Linked DNA regions of Homo sapiens: region 2 is linked to region 1. A link is an interaction called in ENCODE POLR2A ChIA-PET data of the cell type or tissue named here. Cell type or tissue: endothelial cell of umbilical vein. All regions are shown on one strand. Region 1 has its middle 160 kb from the start of LINC01624. Region 2 overlaps PSMB1 (proteasome 20S subunit beta 1).

Region 1 (2,500 bases):
GTGCTCAGGATCAGCGAAAGGGCTGTGTGTGTTGGAGACTTGCCGGAAAGATGCAGGTTATATGGTGTGTTAATAAGAGCTGCTTTGCTTGAAGATTTCAGAAAGCCAACTTAAATCAGCTTCAGAAAGCAAGAATAAAAGAAGTGTGCTGGCCCCTGGCATTGGAAGAAGGGCCAGGAGGCTGCGAGGAAGGTGGACCTGTGGCTGGCACAGAGGCCACAGTACCTGTGAAGAGACAACGTCTGCAGCCACGAGACAGCTGCGGATGCGTGTGGAAGGTCGGCTGGGAGAGGCCAAGTTCTGAGCACCCCAGAGCATGAACACATTTGATCGTCACAACAATTCCGGGACATAACTTATTATTGATAAGGAAGCTGAGACATGAGGATGAGTCCCAAGTGCGCATGCCAAGAATAAAGCCAGGACTTTTGCAGAAGCCATCTGGCTCCAGACCCCTTGAGCCTGACCAGGACACTTCACCTCAAGTGGACCAGCCTTCCCTGCCTCACATACCTGCTTCTTCCGGCCACCTCCACGCTTCCAGACACTTCCCCTCAAGTGGACCTGCCCTCCCCGTCTCATGCACCTGCTTCTTCCGGCCACCTCCACACTTCCAGGACCCTTCCCCTCACGTGGACCCGCCCTCTCACCTCACACACCTGCTTCTTCCGGCCACCTCCGCACTTCCAGGACCCTTCCCCTCACATGGACCCGCCCTCTCACCTCACACACCTGCTTCTTCCGGCCACCTCCACACTTCCCTTGCATGTCAGTTTCCCCTATTGCAGCAACCAAGGGCCACCAGCAGCTCCAGAGCCTTTAACTTAGGGCTTTACCCCAGAAAATGGGCAGCCCCTGCACCTCTGGCTTCAGGCCAGAAGTCCCAGGAAAGACTGTCACACGCCCCCCAGAGCCGCGCCTGGCCCTGAGCTGAGGGGCTCTGGTGTCGTGAGGAACCCGATAGTGAGATCCACAGCTCCTCTGGGGCCTGAGCTTTCCAGGGCCTGGGTGGGGCCAGGCCACCCACCAAGAGGAGCCACCACACAGGAGGCAGGACCGCCCTGCGAAGTGGTCTGAGGGTCTTCTTGGTCTTGTTCCATGGTGTCATGCTTGAAGCTCTGTCCGTCTGTCTGTTGGCCCAGCTTTCAGAATTTCCACGTTTCCCTTACGTTGTAAGTTACCACATAAGGCTCCCTATTGTAACCCCCTGTGGTGAATACATGTGCTTATAACATTGTTTTATAACCTCCCAGCTGACTGGCTCCTCAAGCACTGAGTGGCATCCCGTAATAGGAGAGGACGAGGCCGTGCGTCCACACTTCAGGAGCGGGGCGCCCTTCCTTGAGCTCACTAAGGAGGCACAGCCTCATCGTGTTACTCCCAGAGTTCTGATTTTCCACCCTTAGTCCTTCTTCTCCTTAAATATTATGTTAAACCAATGCCTTATTTACTAATAACTTCTTGAATATTTTTCTTATGATTTTGCTTTGTGTTGATGACATTGTTGTTTTGCTTGGTGCTTTTTAAAATGTGCAGCATGTATTTTGAAGCTTGAGAAAAGTGGGCGGATGGTTTGCAGTCTTTCCATGTCCAGGGGCCTCCTGCCGTCACGTCCACACACCCCTGGGGCGGCACAATACCAGGTGTCTTTTTCAGGGTCAGAGCCTGTCTCTGACCGCCCCTGGGGAGATGGTCCAGGCATAGTATGGCACTTGCTTTTATGCGTCTGACATTTTTCCTCTTCTGTTTTGTTTTTTTCTTGTGCAAAAATTAGAAGTAGGGTTCACACACATACACATGTTATTTTGCATTTTTACTCATTAAGGAGCCACTTCCAGGAAGTAAACTATCAACCTGGAGAAATGTGATAGGTAAGATGATGGCCTCATTCTTGGCCACATCTTAAACTTTATCAGAAATTACATTTCCACAGATAATCTAGCTAAGTGCCTACATTCCCCATTTCTCTTTCCATATAAATAGACATTAAGGCCCTCAAATGCCATTTATTCCTGACTGACACTCTAGCAGTAGCTAACATACTATTTCCTTCTTTGTCTCAAAGGTTATATTGATAGATCCGTACTGGATTCTAGAGGAAAAACCCAAGTCTTCTTCATACAAATATTAAATCTGTGAACACACCAAAAAATTACATTTAACCCTGGAGAGAATCCAGAGGTAGAATGAAAAATGATTCACAGCTGTTAAATTTAACTTTAAAAATCATTAATGATGCCTAAGTATTTATATTTCTTTAACTCATGCCTAAATTATGAGGACTGGTTTTAATAAGTATTTTTAATAAAAATTTCTATTTCTTAAAAAAAGCCTTTAATTAAGAGAGCCAGCGTTGTGACGGGTACAGCTGTAAACCAGAGACCACGATGCACCCTGTGGCCGCCATTCAAATTAAAGGCTCAGAGAGCAGAACGAACATGCAAGGTTGCAAAGCTCCATCCATAAATAAGGCCACAGAGTGTGGCCTTCAACTCCCCTG
Region 2 (2,500 bases), 440 kb after region 1:
GCACCTGGGCTCTGGAATTACATGAGACAGAGACCCACTCTTGCTACTTACTAGGTATGTGATCTTGGACAAATCCTCCAAATGCAAGTTGATGATAACAGTACCTGTGTCACAAGGTGTGTATATATATTTGGGTGTGTATATTTTAATGTACAAGGCTTGACTGATAACTATAACCACTGCTTCAATGCAATAGTGGAAATTAAAGGCATGGTGCCTCACAGACGTAAGCACTCAGGAAACTTAAGCCACTATTTTTACTGAGGAGGGATTTGTGCTAAAGCTCTCAAGAAGAAAAGGATGGCATTCCAGGTAATATAAACAGCAAGCAATGGCAAACAGGTAATTATTCAAATAGTACATACATTCAAGCAACTCATTCAGGCAGCCCTTTTTGCATAAGCACATGTAGTGACGTTAAGGTTTATGTGATGGACAGGGTTCCTACTGTAGAAAATCCCAAATGCCAAGCTAAAGATTTTGGAATTTTAGCAAGAAATCATGAAGGTATTCTGAGCAAGAATGATCTGTAGTTGTAACTACTCAAGAGGCTGAGGTGGGAGGACTGCTTGAGCCCAGGTGTTCAAGGCTGCAGTGAGCTATGATCGTGCCTGGGCATTAGAGTGAGACCTGGTCTTTAAAAAAGGAATGCAAGAGAGAGAAAAGTTCCATTTACAAAGTGGGGTTTTAGGAAGACTGCTCTGACAATAACATAGTATGTGAAATGGGACAGAAACACTGTTCTAATACTACTAATGCAATAGTAAGGTAGCAGGGTGAACAGTAAATCCAAAATCATCACAAACACACAAAATAGACAAATTTTTATATCTACGCAAATGTTTTAGGAACTGGGAAAACCAATTATGACATCCAAGATTTAGAACTTAGATGAACAGAATGATGGCATAATTATAAGTATTTTAAAGGAGAGGAGGCCGGGCACGGTGGCTCACACCTGTAATCCCAACACTTTGGGAGGCTGAGGGGGGGGGGGGGGGTCAATTGCCTGAGATCAGGAGTTCGAGACCAGCCTGGCCAACATGGTGAAACCCATCTCTACTAAAAATACAAAAATTAGCCAGGCGTGGTGGCAGGCACCTGTAATCCCAGCTACTCGGGAGGCTGAGGCAGAAATGCGTGAACCCAGGAGTTGGAGGTTGCAGTGAGCTGAGATCGCACCGCTGCACTCCGGCCTGGGTGACAGAGTGAGACTCTGTCTCAAAAAATAAGAAGAAAGGAGAAGAGGAGATGAAGGGGAATAATTAGCTTGCTTTTTGTTTTGCTAGCTGTCTTGAGTTGCCCTGAGAGCAGAAAAACCAGTTAAAAATGTTTTACTGAAGAAGCCGAATCGAGGGACTCATGAGAGGCAGAACTGGAAAACCAGATTTGGGAGTAATCCTCCCAGCAATGAGACATGAAAGAGTGCTGAGCGATAAACAAGGCGGCTAATGACTTAACTACATTTAAAGACAGAGTAGGAAAAGAGAATGAGGCCTCATTTTGCGGAAGCGAAGGCTGCCTGAGAGCCAGCTGCAGTAAACACTAAAGAAAAAGAACAATGACTGAGAAAAAGTAATCAGAAAGATCTAAGTAATTTTTAGGGCAGTAATGGCTTAAACTGGATTACAAGGGATTAAAAAGTGAGTAACGAGTAGGGCATACTGAACACTGAAAATTCTTATTTATAGAGAATAGCCTTACGAAACGGGTCCAATAACCCTCCCTACAATATACAACTTAATTAGTCATCACAGGAAGTGTTAAGGTGTATAATGGAAAAGCATCCATAAACTCAGTGGTGAAATAGCTATGAATTAAGTCCTGGCTCAACTTCACACCAGCTCTCTGACCCTGACAGTTTAACGTCTAATATAACCCTAGGATGCTAATATCATCTAACATTCACTTTTCATGAGGATTAAATAAGATGACAGCTTGCAATTTACAAAATGCATCTCTCTTGATTCTCACCAAAAACTATGAAGCTACTAAGGAAGATAAGGAAATTTAGGTTCAAGAAGTTCAGAAGTACCCAAAGTGTCCTTTAGTGGCAGAACCAAGGCTAAAATCAGACTTTCGTTATCTTTCTAACACACTCCCAAAATGTGCATTTATATTTCAAATTTATGAGGAACCAATTAACATTTTTGCTTTGTTTTTAAAATTTATTTTTGTAGAGATGGGGTCTTGCTATGCTGCGCAGGCTGGTCTTCAACTCCTGGCCTCAAGCGATGATCCTCCTGCCTTGGCTTCCCAAAGTCCTGGGATTACAGGTGCGAGCCACACTGCCCAGCCAATATTTTCTGTTTTAAGAACCATCGGTTCGTTCAAATTGCGTGTGTATATTTTAATGTACAAGGCTTGATTGGTAACTATAACCACTGTTTCAATTTACAGCTCTTCCCTGTCAAGAGTCTTAAACAGAGCATCTTTCTATAACCCTAAATCTCTGGCGTGCCACCACGGAAAATTATACTACTCAAGATAAAGCTGGTAA

What was found. Peaks named below come from ENCODE experiments on the same cell type or tissue, not always from the same donor. Only the 100,000 strongest peaks of a DNase experiment are listed, where the experiment ranks them.
Region 2: POLR2A ChIA-PET joins it to region 1 with 6 read pairs; 2 of 35 experiments call an interaction of 5 or more read pairs at or near these places.

Annotation. Positions count from the first base shown.
Region 1 is chr6:170,107,762-170,110,261 of GRCh38, forward strand. No RefSeq gene overlaps it. Among named protein-coding and RNA genes, the nearest start is that of LINC01624, 160 kb to the right of the region's middle. In endothelial cell of umbilical vein, no CTCF peak of the experiment used is centred here; no DNase peak of the experiment used is centred here.
Region 2 is chr6:170,549,919-170,552,418 of GRCh38, forward strand. All of the region lies in intron 1 of PSMB1 (proteasome 20S subunit beta 1), which reads right to left. Among named protein-coding and RNA genes, the nearest start is that of PSMB1, 2.1 kb to the right of the region's middle. In endothelial cell of umbilical vein, no CTCF peak of the experiment used is centred here; no DNase peak of the experiment used is centred here; H3K4me3 peaks cover 331 bases; H3K27ac peaks cover 546 bases.